3 separate regions of the Homo sapiens genome follow, and all the other regions are linked to region 1. Evidence: chromatin contacts called from ENCODE Hi-C or POLR2A ChIA-PET data. All regions are on one chromosome and are shown on one strand. The core of a region is the stretch at or near the end of the contact, and the rest is flanking DNA. Distances in the headings are between cores, read along the strand shown.

Evidence for each region. Hi-C counts contacts between places; a loop is a spot of excess contacts on that map. ChIA-PET counts read pairs that join two places held with the same protein, here RNA polymerase II (POLR2A). Pooled maps may share reads with other maps.
Region 2: a loop to region 1 is called in a map with no recorded cell type, with 5 times the contacts of the local background. The contact joins the promoter of LINC01016 here to the enhancer-like site in region 1. A Hi-C loop is called at or near these places in 9 of 168 maps with a recorded cell type or tissue (CD4-positive, alpha-beta T cell, CD4-positive, alpha-beta memory T cell, CD8-positive, alpha-beta T cell and 5 more), 5 of 37 single-sample maps with no recorded cell type and 13 of 50 pooled maps. POLR2A ChIA-PET finds 5 or more read pairs at or near these places in 13 of 52 experiments (AG04449, CD4-positive, alpha-beta T cell, CD4-positive, alpha-beta memory T cell and 10 more).
Region 3: a map of endothelial cell of hepatic sinusoid shows a loop between it and region 1 (6-fold over the local background). The contact joins the promoter of MLN here to the enhancer-like site in region 1. A Hi-C loop is called at or near these places in 3 of 168 maps with a recorded cell type or tissue (HepG2, endothelial cell of hepatic sinusoid and endothelial cell of umbilical vein) and 1 of 50 pooled maps. POLR2A ChIA-PET finds 5 or more read pairs at or near these places in 2 of 52 experiments (Panc1 and activated T-cell).

Annotation. Positions count from the first base shown.
Region 1 is chr6:33,837,905-33,842,622 of GRCh38, reverse strand. No RefSeq gene overlaps it. Among named protein-coding and RNA genes, the nearest start is that of MLN, 36 kb to the right of the region's middle. RefSeq lists enhancers at 803-1,737, 1,777-2,976, 2,673-3,607. Within about 2 kb of position 2,407, at least 11 of the 41 ENCODE cell types and tissues checked have a DNase peak (open chromatin) inside an H3K27ac peak, as active enhancers do; they include Panc1 and endothelial cell of umbilical vein, where a contact is called at or near this core.
Region 2 is chr6:33,894,683-33,899,400 of GRCh38, reverse strand. LINC01016 (long intergenic non-protein coding RNA 1016) reads left to right here and starts at 2,494. Exons shown (of 3, transcript NR_038989.1): 1 at 2,494-2,582. All of the region lies in intron 1 of LOC105375026 (a long non-coding RNA gene), which reads right to left. It overlaps MIR7159 (microRNA 7159), which reads right to left and starts at 266; the gene lies at 201-266.
Region 3 is chr6:33,802,105-33,806,822 of GRCh38, reverse strand. It overlaps MLN (motilin), which reads left to right and starts at 2,820. Exons shown (of 5, transcript NM_002418.3): 1 at 2,820-2,870. It overlaps LOC105375024 (a long non-coding RNA gene), which reads right to left. Exons shown (of 3, transcript XR_926707.3): 3 at 3,797-4,344.

The sequences.
Region 1 (4,718 bases), core at 1,158-3,657:
TGGGCCTTTGGTGAGATGAACCCCGGAACACCAAGACCAACCCAGGGAAAGGGATGTCTGAGGCAGGGAAATCCTTCATGAAGGGAGGCAGCTACTGTAGATCAAAGCCTGTTTTCTGTGCCTCTACATCATCATTAGCAGAGGGCAGAGATGGGGGAAGAAGGGGGCAGGCACAGGACTGCAGGAGAGCTCTTTGCATCCCCTAGAGTAAAGCTGGTGCCCCTGAGGCATTTGGTGGAGGTGAGGGGGGCAGTGCCAATGCCCTCTGGGTCCAGGGACTTGTGGAGGCCAGAAGAGGGTCTCCAGGACCAGGTCACATGCCAGGGAAGGCTTCCTGGTGGAGAAAGCCTCTGAGCTGAGTCCTGAGGAGGCACTGGTGGTACCTAGGCCACACTTGGGTAGGCCGACCCTGTGTATTCAGAGTGTCTTCACCTATGGGGGACTTAACAGAAAGGCAAGACACCGGAAGGGTCTTGAATCCAGAGACCCACCATGAAGTACCCATTAATAATAGATGGATGCAGCAATCAGGGAAGGCTTCCTGGAGGAGGTGAGCCTAAACAAAGCTTGAAAGGAAGGGAGTTAAGAGAGACCATAGACCCTGGTAGACCCCTCACTTCCATGCCCTCATTGCTCCCAGGATCTTTTTCTCCTCAGCCACTGTCTTGGTTTGAAGTTGTACAATTCTCTAATTGTTTCGTTAATGTCACTGGACTACGGGCTCCAAGGTTTTGCTCACCATTGTGACATAGTGAATGTTCAATCAATGTTTTTGGAAGGAATAAGTGAAAGGATGAGTGAATGACTGTTTGACTAGTCCTAACTTCTATGGTCTGGAAGTGGCGTGGGTCTGTCCCATGGAGGGGTGGGAGGCAGTGGGAGGCCCTGGAGATTCTGCAACATAGCTGGAGCTGCACTGGGCTGGACAGAAGATGGTCTGGGGCAGTGGGACAATAAGTGCAGGGATCCTTGTTCTTGTTTCCAGGGGGAAGTGGGGGCTGGGAAGAGGGCACAAGGCTAGGACCCAATGAAGCATGCCATCTGGAACCGTGGGGTGGCTAGAGCTTGCAGGAGATGGGCTTGGAAGGAAAGGGGGCCCAGGATGGATCCAGACCTCACATAGTGTGCACTCCAACCCCACAGCCCCTCTCCCCAGCCCGGGGTCCTCCAGGAGCTGCTGGACCTCTTTCTCCTGTCTTCCCCACTGCCTCCTTGGTCTGATTGTGCAGAGTGATTTGTGGGCCTGAGAAGCTGAATTGTGGGTAAAGCGCTGTCCAAATGTGGAGCAAATTGGAACTGCAGCTCCAGCTGGCGGGCCATCCATCACAGGAAAGGCTCATCAGAACCTCACTGCCCTGCCCAGCCTGGGCCCCTCACTGTGCCTGCCCCAGGGGTGAAGGGGTCTCCTCCTCTCTCCACCTAGGGTCTGAGGGGGCCATGGGTAGCATGGGAGTGGGGGCCTGGGACTGGGGACCTAACTGGAAGAGAGACAGGGAGGAGGAGGACTGACCATTCCTTGCATTTGTAGGGTCTCCTTTAGGCTTTTCCATAGCATTTTTATGCTGATGAATTTCACAGAAGCCTCCCAAGAGGTGTATTATTTATAAGTTGGGAAACTGAGGCACAGTACAATCAGGTGACAGGCCCAAACTTGCACTGCATTAACAGAGACTGGAGCATGAAATTTACAGCTGGAATACCTGGAATTCTTAACAAAGCAGTAGTTTCTTGCAACACGGAAGAATTCAAAAGCAAATAAATATTCCATCTGGCGCAACTCCTAGTTCCTGGAGCTGACACCTTAGTGGCTCCATTACAGACTGATGAGGTGAAGGAGTCACCAAAACACCTATAACCTGCAGGCCCTGCCTTGAGGTACTGTCTCTCCGTGCCAGGAGCTGTTCCCGTTCTAGGAGAACCCTCTCCCTGCCTTTGCCCTGCCCAGCCTCAGACACCCCATTCCTCAGTCCATGTGACGCAGCTCCTGGCCACAGCTGATTAGGCCAGAGGCGGTCACGTGAGCCAGACTATCTCCTCATAGCCTGGCCCTGACCTCTGACTTGGGACCTGCCTGAAAAAGATGAGCTATGCCAATTAGATGCAAGGAATTTGGAATTGGGACCTTGAGCAACCCAATGAGGTAGCAGAGTGAGCCAAGCTGAAAGGTCCCAGGTAACCTCAGGACTCATCTTTCTGAGAGGCCAAACTATCCAGACCCTGCTTACTTTCCCCTGCCTCTCCCTTAACTCTGGATCCAGAAACCTCTGTGTGTGCGTGGAAGAGGGGAGGAAGATGCCACACTTGCTCTCTGTCATCCCACATGCCCCCAAGCTACCAAACTGTTTATCCACATGAGTCATTTCCGTTTCCCCTTGAGGCCTGGGTTTGGAAACTCAGAACCCAAGCACAGACTGCTGTCTCTCTCTTTATGCTGAGTCATCTCTTCCTTGAGACTACAGCTGAGCTGTCCTGCTGACTACTGAACGGAAGCGGCCAAGGTTGGGGATGGAGAGGAGCCGTGGAATATGAATTAACATTCCTATATGTTATCATGTCACACAAGGTTACCTGTGGCCCAGGACCCCAAATGCGGAAGCATCAGGAAGGGAGAAAGCTCCCCTCTGCATGGGAGGGGTGTGTGTGTGTAGGGGGGCCCTCTCTGCAGACCTCTGTGCTCCCGATTTCATTTTTGTGGAGCCCTTCCTGGTTGCCCTGGCCTGGGCCTCTCATGACCTGTTAGATTAGTGCTAAAAGTCCGACTGTTTGTACAAAGTGCGTTTGTATCTGTTTCAATCAGGGTTTAAGTGCAGGAAACAGAAGGCATGTGGGGATTTGAAGCAGAGAGGCAATTAACATGGGGAATTAGGTGCTTAAAAAGTCATTGGAGGTGCTGTAGCAGTTGGCATTAGGCTTGCACCCAGGAATGAGTATGGAACAGCTGAACTGGCCCCATCAGGAAGGGGAGGAATCAGAGCCACCACCGAACACACCACTCTAGCTGCCATCCATCGTCTGAAGCTGCTGTCACCACCATATGACGTCTGGGCCCCATAAAGCTGGTGCCTGGACATTGGAATGCCATGAAGGAAAATTCGTGTGTCCATGAGCCTACCTGCCACCGGCGAATAGCTAACGGATGAGGAAGCTGGCTCTGCCTCACTTCTGCCCTGCAGGCCTCATGTGGGTGTCTGCATTCAGCAGAACCTAGCTCATTAACAAAAACCCTAGGTGCACGGGAGCCACACTGTTGTTAGCTTTGTAGCCTCTGCAGCAGCAGAAGGCAAGGAATGGATGCTGAGTCCAAGCACATATCTCAGAGCCCAATTCCAGATTCCCAAGAGACCCCACAGGCCGACGTGGCCCATCTTTTGCAGCCAGTGTGGGCTGACTGCTCTCAGTTAAGGCCTCGCCTGGGGGGAAGCTGTGTAAACACAGGAGGGGCAGTGGAAGGGGAGCGAGGACTGAAGAGCGAGGTGCATGACTCTGCGTGTGTGCGCACGTATGCACGTGCATGTGCCTGTCTGGGGAAGAGGAGTGGGGGTGGATCTTAGGGGCTGTGAGATGAAGCCCAGCTCTCCCTACATTCTCACAGGGCCTCTTATAACAGGAGCAGCCAGCAGCCACGGAGGCTTCCATCCAGTGGGGAAGTCAGTGGTGGGGTGGACCTCACCCACTCCCAGTCTCTACCTACCCTGGGTCAGCACAGCCATCTCTGATCAGCTCTCAGGGGAGGCTGAAGTCTTTGTCTCTCCTTGAGCTAATTTCTGGGGATCCCAGCATCTTGTATTAATAAAACCGGAGTACCTAGAATGTCCCTCTCTTCAAAATACAGTTGTGACACAAACACTGTGGCTGCAGGTTCCCTGGGGGAACTTTCGCTGGGGTGAGGTGCACTGAGGCTCAGTTCCCCCTGACAGGGGGCCCTGCCTGCAGGCTGCTAGCCCAGGGCAGGACTGAGGGGTTGAGAGATGCCAACCCCAGGAGCTGCTCGGCCTTGTGGCTGCAGCTCCCTCAGCAGAAACCCTTGCCTGTGGAACTGCTCTCTCCCTTTTGCTTGTTAAAGAGTTCATCTGCTGCTACTCCCCGCTCCTGGAAGATGAAGGAACTACCACTCCGGCAGGCGTGGGGAGGCGGGGAGGTGGGAGGGAGCACACACTCCAGGCCAAACACCCGCCTGCCCTGGCATGCAATCCGCAGGGAGACCCGGGAAAGGGAGGCTGCATTCCACAATGTGTCAGGAAGACAAGACAGGCTCTCTCTGCTCCTCTGCCTTGGAGAAGATCTTAGCCCAGTCTGACTTCAGGGTCGACTTGGCCAGAGCCTCACAGAGCCTCACAGAGCCTCAAAAGCTAATGAAGGACTCATCTCCATCGCCTCAACTCAGGATGTCTCCAAGGGAATGACCCCTCCTCCCTCTGCCCGCAAACTACTGCCTCCTGCCGCCTTCCCTGTCTGTGTCACAGCCCCCTCCCCAGTCTATGAGATCTGCTGCTCCATCCCCTGAGACTCCTCTCAGATGTGGCCCTTGCTTGTCATTCCTACCTTTCAACCCACTCCTCTACCTTCATCACCACACCAGCCACCTCCCCCAGGCCTCCCTGCAGCTCCCCTCTCTCCTGTCCCTGGAGGGTTCCCCTGCTGAACACCCCTGGACACCTCCCATTCCCCCGTGACCTGCTAAATGGAGCCCCAGTGCCTCAGCCTTGTCTCGGAGGCTT
Region 2 (4,718 bases), core at 1,245-3,744, 57 kb before region 1:
ACAACCCACTCTGCCCAGAGAGGCCACATTGCCCTCCAGCCAAGGGACCCCCTCCTTTCCGCCCTAGGAAAGAAGTTCTGTCCTCTATCCCCAAGGAGACTGCATATCCTTCACCACCTCCACTGAAGTTTCTAATGTTAGATGGTCCTTCTCTTCACAGCACCTGCCCAAGTCTGTGTTTAGATGCCTCGAGCCTGATCCTTCCAACTAACATAGAAATGCCAAGGCCCGGCATACTTCCCTGGCCATCCTACACCCTTGTTGAAAGCCGGAGTCTCATGGACTTAAAAGTTCTTCAAAAATGAAGCCAGCTAGCTTCTACCCCCATGCCACAGCAGCCCTGCACAGATTAGTAAGCCCACTGTGACTCTGCTTAGTCCACCCTCCTGCCCATCCGCACTGATCACCAACCACTAAGCCCTGCCTGCGGGAGTCCAAGGAACTCACTAGGTCTCTGACTCAACCTCTAGTGAAGAGGGGGTTTCCCAGGAGTGAAGTACCTATGAGGGTTACTGCCCCTTCTTTCTGGATTTTGGCTCTGAAAGTGTGGAATAAGAGAGTGCACAGTGACTCTTCCACTTCTCAATCCAAGAGAACTCCATACAGTTCTGTTCTATTCCAATGACCTCTGATCAGAAGGAAAATGGCTATTGCAATAACATAGCACTGAGAGATTCTGAAAGAATCAAGCCAGGCCCTTTTGGAGATCAAAGCTTTCAGGAATTAATGCTCAGGTAATTCACGGAGAAAATGATGTGTGGGTAATTTCTGGAATCTTTTCACCTGGGCAGACACATGACTCCCACCAGAGCTCTCCCACCTGTTGCTTTGGGTGCCAGCCAGAAAGCATTGTCCCCGCCCGGGCTGGATTCTAGCCTTGGGTCAAACGGGCTACAGTGCCAATGAAGATGGTACTCAGCGACCTTGGTTCACCAGCAGAACCTGAGAAACCCTCTTCTACCTGAAAGGAGGAGCAGCCCCTTGAGGGCAGCACCTGCCAGTGAGTGTGGAGCCAGGCCACCCTGTCCTTACAAAACTCTTGCAATGTTTGATAGAGAGTAGACATCCGAGGGTATAAAGTACTTTTCCTGTGCATCTTCTCAATTCCCAGGTAGTCTCAGTGAGCTCGAACTATTCACCCAGAAAAGACAGTATGAACTAGCTTTACCCTGGGCCCCTGACCAGGCCTGGTGGTGGCAGCTCCAACTCCATGCAGACAGGAGCTGGGCTGCCCTACCTGGAGAAGCTAGCCACCTACTCTGCCCAGGAATGTCTTGGGTGTCCCCAGAAGGCCTGCTCCTTCCAAAGTTGAAAGCAATGGTGATCTGCTGAAGACACTGGAACTCCGCAGGAAACTGCTGAGCAAAGGAGGCAAGGAAAAGGATATTCTTGGAATATCCAGAAAACCAAGTCGGGAGGGAGATGCTTAAGGGAAGAGAAGGGGCTATCTCCTAGGGAGTGGTCTAGAATCTTCCCATCACTGACACCCAACTTCTGCCCATTATCGGAGGTGCATCTGTCCCTTGGTGAGGGACAGGTAAGGAGGACTCCAGCAGAGCCTCAGCAAACAAGAGCTGTCTGCCTGCTGCAGGGGAGGGTGTATGTGTGACAGGGAGGGTTGGAGAAGGGGCTGCCTTCCACCACTTGTAGTCCTAGGAATCCATGGACACCCTTATTGTGGCTGCGGGCCAGTGTTCCAGGGGCCCTTGTCCTGGGGTGGGAGGAAGGAGCTGTGAAGATGCCAGCCTACTAGGGACAGGGGTAGGACCAGGTGTGCAGCCTGGAACAAGGGACAGAGGGAGGAAGCAGCACCATCAGCACTTTTTCCTTAACACCTGGGTGTGGGTTTGGGTGTGCATTTCTTAGGCAAAGAGGCATCTCAGTGCATGTTTTAAGCTGCCATCTCCTCCTTTTAAGCCTCCTAGTTAATATCTGCTATGTGAATTATTTACTGGGAACAGATGTTAGAGTTTAAAGAGCACTGAGCAGAGATCTTTGGCTAATCAATTTATTTTAACAGGTTTAAGTCTTTACTACACACCCAATTGGAGATTTCCCTGCCACTGGAAGCCTGTGCTCCTACAAGCCTGTGTTACACATATTTCCAGCTCGCCCCAAGCTTGTTTCCTGCTCTTTAGCCCCTCCCCATCCTGGCCAAAGTGCCTCCTTCTCTTGGTATCCTATTTGATCTGCAGAAGTCTAATTTGACCTGGAGAAAGAATTTTTCCTCCTAACATCAGTCCTCAGGTTGGACTAAATGGTCACTCAGTGAGATCTGGCCATGTCCTTCTAGGCTTTGAGTCATGTTTGCTGAAGCCATGCCAGTAAAATATTTCTGGGATTGAGAAGAAGTCAGCCTGACATTTTAAACAAACAAGGGCTGCAAGACTAAAAGACCCATCTCTGCCTCTCCCCAGGGGCGTTTCTCACGGGGTGGGTAGGGAGGGCTTCGAAGCAGCCTGTGAAGTGTGGGCAGCTTGAAACACACGAGGCAGCAAATCCGAACAGGCAAAGGCCTCACTCTCCAGTGCAGTCTGGGAGGACTGATCAGGGAAGAACAGATCAGGGTGAAGAACAGAAAGGTGAGCTCTGATCCTGGAACTTCTTCCCTGCGCTCTGCCAGCTCCCACCTCGCCACCACCCTGGGTTCTGGAACCACGCCAAGCAGGGCAGAAACCGAAGTGCTTTTGGAAGTCCACAGGGATTCCCACACCCACCACAGCCCAATTTCATCTGCCCACAGTTGCTCCCTGAACTCAGTGGCTCTGCCGCAGCAGGGAGATGGTCTGAAGGACAGGCGTGGGGGCAGAAGAAGGTGAGTCACAGTGGGGTGATGCGCCTCACTACTAATCTATCTTCCCAACATCAATTCCACCCAGGGCCGTGGGCGAGGATCCCCTGGTGGTTCCGTACCATGAGGTTCTGTAGTTGCAGGGTGTGTTCTCCTCCTGCAAGTCCATCTTTACGCAGAAGGCTAAGGGAGGAGGTGGCCAAGAGGCTTGCTTCTGTTTTTGCCTGACCCCCCTGGGGTATCACTGTCCCAGGACCCCTTTTGACATAGCTATCTTATGTTTGGGGCTAAGGTTCATCTGTGGGTCCCACTGTAAATATTTATTGGAGACAAGTATCCAAGGAAGGAAGAAAACAGCAATAACTGAATATGTGGGTTTGCCACCCACAGGATGAGGCCAGGGAGGGTTTCTGTACAGGAACAGGTAGGTAGCTTGGGCTTGCAAGGGTCATACAAGGCGTGATGCCTTCAGACAGCTGACTCCCAAGTTCCATTTTCCCTGCACAGGTAAGGAACCATCACATACTTGACTTTGCCTCCCCAGAGGCCAACTGATGGGGAGGAATGGGCTTCCCTCGCTTCTTCTCAGGCAGAGCTGAGGTGACTGCATGGGGCTGGGGGCTCTGCCTCTCGCTGAAGTCCAGAAGAAAACATGCCTATGGCCTCAGACATGACAGAGTCTCCCTTGGCCTCGGCCAGTATTTGACAGTCTTAACCCCGCCTGTAGAGGTGCCTGTGAGAGGGGTTCTTGTTCCCAGCCCCTAACACAGATGCCATCAGGGACCACTGTCCAGAATTCTCTGATAGTTCTGGAGGGTTTTTGGAGCCCTAATCCCACTGTTTCTTTTCTGTTCTGCTTGTAACAGAGCTCATCTTCTGGGGACTTCTTTCAGTGGGCAAAGCAAGGGGTCATTGTCTGAGTGGGAGCCTGGGCCTCTGCCACATGGGCCAGGAAAAGCTCCCTAGGGTCCTTCTGCCCAGAGGGAATTTGGCCAGGCAGGTGAGGGAGAGTCTGCCTCCGAAGAGGGTCTGAGAAGCAGTCATATTGACCCAACCTTTGCGTGTGGCTTATTGACAGCATCAGCACCCATAGCCCTGATCCACGTCAGAGACTCCCCACTTCAAAGCTCTTAAAGCCCTCACAGCACACATGAGTTCCTGTGGTCCTGGGGCACCCAGTTGCCTCAGGTCTTTGCTAGGGTCTGTTTCCTGGGCCTTGTTGGGACCAAAGTTTCTGCCACAGCCAATGAAACAAGACCAAGAGGAGAACAGCACAGCATCCAGGGAAGGAGGGGGCCTGGAGGCCAACAAGGGCCATTGCCCCTGGTGGGCGGGCAGCTCCAGAGAGCACCAATGGCTGAGAGGCTCAAGTCCCCAGCAAGGCGGCAAGGCCCTTCACTTCTTTCCAAACCTAAGGCTCTATGCACCATCAGGACCATTTGATCCATGCAATTGGTTTCCACCTCAAAGACGTTTCCCTTTCAACTCTAAACTCGGCCGGGCAGGCAGGCTCAGGGCCCCTTTACTTTATGAAATTAACCAAGGCTGACTAGACAGGCAAGGATATGTAGTCTCCATACATTTTTTTTTAGGGAGCAAGAAGATACTTTTGTTGCCGGGGGGTCGGGGGGTGGGGGTCTTACGCCATGGCCCATAGACAATCGATGCCCACCCAGAAATACTCTGTGGTTCAGGAGGAGGGGAATTTCCTGCCGGCTCTTGCATTCCTCAAAGGTATATACAATTAGCTATACGTGTGAACAAATGGGGCCTTCTCAGGGGCCATTCTCCAGTAGTTAAAGCTCAAATTGATCTACTTCCTTGGATGCATTCTAAGATTTCACTTAGTTTCCCACCCTTTCTCTAACCCACTGCTGATGCAGATCCTATTTATGTGCCTCTGGTTCTGGTTCTGGACTTCTTTAAC
Region 3 (4,718 bases), core at 1,571-4,070, 36 kb after region 1:
GAGTGACAGGTTTGTAGAATTGGTACCAGGCCACTGTTTTGTGTCTTCCCCAGCTATAAACATCCCTATGCACATTCACCAAACAATGAGGGGCAGGAGAACACAGTTATTTAATAAAAAAATAAAAACTTGATTCTGAAGCCAGACTCCCTGAGTTTGAATCCTGGCCTGGCCATTTGAATAGCTGTGTGACCTTGGGTCCGTTGTTCCACCTCAGTTTCCCCACATGTAAGTTGGGATAATAACCACATGAACCTCAGGGCTGTTGTAAGGTTTTAAAAAGCAGATACGTGTAACATCTGGCTGTTATTTATCACATGCTCCAGACACTGTTGAGGTCAGGACCAGCAAACGTTTTCCATAAAGGTCCACACAACAAATATGTTCAGCTTTGTAAGCCATAGGTCTCTGCTACAGCTACTTAAACTCTGCTGTTACAGCCCCAAAGCAGCCATAGGTAACCCAGAAATGAATGAGTGGACCTGTTCCAATAAAACTGTATTTATGAACATGGAAATTAAATTTGCATGTCACTAAATATTCTTTTGATATTTTAATTATTAAAAATATAAAAACAGTTTTTAGCTCACAGACTATAAAAAGAAGTGGCAGGCCGGTTTGGCCCATTTTGCCTGTCCTGGTCTAGGTGCTAGAGATGCAGGTGTGATGTGTCCCATCACAGCAGCCCGTGCTTATGGATGGAGCTCCCCAGAGCATCCCAGAGCTTGAGAAGCTGATAGACTACTTCCCAACTCTCAAGGGACTACTTTGCCCCCACCAAGGTCTGTGACCTTGTCTTTCGGTTTGGTTTTGTTTTTTTTTTCAGACACAGGGTCTCACTCTGTTTCCCAGGAGTGCAGTGGCATGATCATGGCTCACTCTATCCTCCATCTCCCAGGCTCAAATGATCCTCCCACTTCAGCCTGCCGAGTAGCTGAGACCACAGCGCATGCCATCATATCTAGCTAATTGTTTTTATTTTTTGCAGAGATGAGGTCTTGCTATGTTTCCCAAGTTGGTCTTGAACTCCTGGGCCTTAAGCAATCCTCCTGCCTCAGCCTCCCAAAAGCTGGGATTACAGGTGTGAGCCACCTTGCCCAGCCTAGCGACCTCTTCCCAAAAGCCCCTCTTGAAACAGGGACAGTCAGACTCCAATGAGGCCCAAGGTTAAGGGATGGTAACTCTGCTGCAAACCCCCGGCATTTGGAGCTTTAATTCCTGATGTAAGTCTCAGACTTCAGAGCCACACTGCACATCTCACAACAGCCGCTGGTCCAGTGTGCTGGAGTTCTAATGTGGGTGCTGTACACAGAGACCCTGCTGGCAGGAAGCGAGGACACTGAGCTGCCATCTGTTTTCATTAAGCCTTGCTGAGTAGGGAAGGTAGAAATTATCTGTGTTGGGTTTGAAGCACTGCAAACATTTGTTTCTGAGTGGAAGGGCCAGAGCAGACCCAAGGACTGGCTAGGCAGGGTCTCCTGGGCAAGAAATAGTGCCCCTCTGGATGTGTGAGGCAGCGTCTGGATGTGTGGGGAAGGTGCTACTGGCCAACGTATGTCGCCTGGGAAAATGGCCACTGCCCACCCAGACCCTCGGGATTCCACACCCAGACTGTACCCCACCTCAGCCTCTGCCTGGTCCATGACCGGTACCCAGAAAACTAGACATCTTCCAGAGTGATGTTTTTGCCCTAACATCCCCTTCAAGGTATCATGAAGATGCCCAATATTCCATTTCCTCCATCAAATCTAAATCCTTCTGCTTGGTTGCTAAGGGTCCCCACACTCAGACCCGACTGAGCGGCTCCCAGCCCACACAGGGGACCTCCTGTGACACCATTCTAAGCCTGTGTGTGCCCCAAATCTCCAGAAGCCCTCACTCCTGCCCTCTGCTGCACCTGGCCACGTCTGGCCTTCACCCTAGTATAAAGACACCTTGCAGAGGAGTCACAGATGAGCTATTTAGCAGTGCCTCCGTTTCCTTATCTATTGAATGGGGGAAATAAATGCACCCACCTCACGGGGTTGCTGCGTTTAATCAGAACGTTCGTGCTCAGCATTTCCTGGGTAATGCTGCGCTCTGGAATTGGCCCCGCCCAGCCCCAGCAACAGCGAGCCAGGTCTGACTCCAGATCACATTCACCTCTTCCCTCTTCCCTCTTTGAATCTTTACACATACTGTTTGAATTGCATGATTACCATGAAACATTGTCCAGGTAGGTGTCTTTCTCCCCGTTTAGGCTGCAGCGTGCAGACCTCCTACACTGTCACCCCTCTGCATTTCCTCGGTTCCTTCGCGGCATCTGGCCCCACACAGCCTTGGGTCTGGACTCAGTAGTTTTATTTTCATTAATCCACTGAAATGCTGTCACAAACTCCTGAACACTTTCTTTCATGAGGGGCTTCAGGGGGAAGACTGAAGAGAAGTTATCTTTCTAATACAGCGCTCTGACAGGCCGACAGAAAATCTGATCACTAGAGCATTGGCCTGCAGACGCTCACCAATGTCATATATTTAAGGAACAAAAAAAGAAAAGGCTTTGTTAAAATGACCTCTGAGAGGCAGCTGAGTTTTCAGTGGACGGGAGAATGCCATCTGGGTGGGGGCTAGCTTCCACCGAACCCTGACTGTCGCTGTTCCTTCCAGGAAAGCCCTGGAAGCCCATAGCGTGGCTAGCCCTGCCTGGAGTTTCCACGAGCTTCAAGAATCCAGGCTCCCCCTCTGAGGGCCCCCAAAGCTGTGGTCAAAGGTTAATGGGCTCCAAGGGCAGCTCCCAGGGTTGGGAGGTATATAAGAACCCGTCAGATCAGCCGGACACCAGAAGACAAGCAGAGAGACTCCTCCAGACCCACTCAGACCACGTGCACGCCGTAAGTAGCCCTTGGAGAAAGTGGGTGGGGAGTGGTCAGCATAAGCCCTAAAGCAGAACGCTGGTGCAAGCCAGAGCCAGCCTGGTCCAGGGCCCTCTGCCACCTTCCAGTGCCCAGCCGGGCTTCGCACTGAGTGCCCGCGCTGATTCCCAGGGCATCAGTGAGCAGAGGCAGGGCTGAGGCACAGACGCTGGAGGCAAGCAGGTGGGTACAACTCCTGGCAAAGCAGAGGCTGTTGTGGGTGGGTCTGGCACATCCACGGTGGGCCGGGAACCCAAGCCAGAGCTCATCATGGGCGCAGGGCCCCTCTTGGCATGGTGGCTTTGCTCTGGAAAGGTAAGAAAAATTTGGCCCTGCAGTGGCTCATGCCTGTAATCCCAGCATTTTGGGAGACTGAGGTGGGCGGATCACAAGGTCAGGAGTTTGAGACCAGCCAGGCCAATATGGTGACACCCTGTCTCTACTAAAAATACAAAAATTAGCCATGCGAGGTGGCACATGCCTGTAGTCCCAGCTACTCAGGAAGCTGAGGCAGAAGAATCGCTTGAACCTGGGAGGCAGAGGTTGCAGTGAGCCGAGATCGCGCCACTGCACTCTAGCCTGGGAGACAGAGCGAGACTCCATCTCAGAAAAAAAAAAAAAAAAGAAGAAAAGAAAAGGAAAAGAAAAAGTTGACCCCGAGGGAGAGCACATGGGGAGGCAAGGCTAGCCCGGCCAGGGGTGCTGCAAGGGAGGGCAGACGGTCACCCCCTTCATGCAGAGCTGGACACTTGAAGGTTGAAGCCCCCCATCTCTGATGATGGGAAAGGAAAGTTAGTGCCTCACTGTACAATGAAAAGCTCCTTCTCCCACCTCCAGCTCACCAGAACACACATGAACGTAGGTGACATGCCGACTGCCAGTTGGATCAAGAAAATGAGAAGCAATTGGATTTTGCCTTTTTTTTAATTTAAAGTTTTTATTGATTCCTATGGAGTGAATTAAATACACCAGAATGAAACAGGATCTATAGCCTCTCTGTGAAGGAAATGGGATGCCATAAATGTGACACATCCGTCTCTGCTGGGGGGAAAAGCAGGCCCCAGAGACTCTTCAGGGAACGCGCAGGAATGAGAAGGGAAGAACAGTGATGGGTCCCACCCACCTCAACCCATTCTCCGTTCAGCTCAAGCTCCTCTGGGGCTGCACACAAGGCCTCGGCTTCCTGGGAGGTGGTCTTGGGTGGGCGGGTGGTCCTTTCAGCCTGCTGGGAATTTGCATACAGCTGGGATGGGGAGGCTTTCGCTGTCTGAGCTCTGTTGTTCTTGTTCATGGAGTTTGAACAAAATGGAGAGAAAATAGGAAGTGGGAAGAAGAGAGAGCTGGAATAGCAAGAAGGCAGAGGGAGCGTCTGGCGTGGTAGGGTGGTTTCAGATGACTGAGGAGACAGGTCTTGGCTGAGAGGCAGGATGCAAGCCTGCAGCCTTGGAAGGTTCTGTTCAAAGGGGGAGCCAGGTTGAGACCTGCAGAGAAGCCCCGAGGCCTTTCCAGGGCAGACCCTCTCCTGCCGACAGAATCCAGGCTGCCTGGGGACTGGAGGAGCGCTTTATCTGAAACCTTGTAACTACCTCCACCCCTACCCCTACTGCTGGAGGGGCTGTCCCGGCCTCCCCTCCCTGCTTGGAGGCCTGGCCCCTGCACTCAGCAGTCCACCCAGCGCAGGAACAGTGGTGCCCAAGATGCATTCAACAGGCCTGCCCCCTGTGCCTTCCTCTGCCTACTATGGGCAGAGGCAACGTAGAGTGGGGTATTGGGAAAAGCACTGGGCCTCAAAAGGCCAAGGTTCCAGCCCCTGCTGCCTTTGAATGA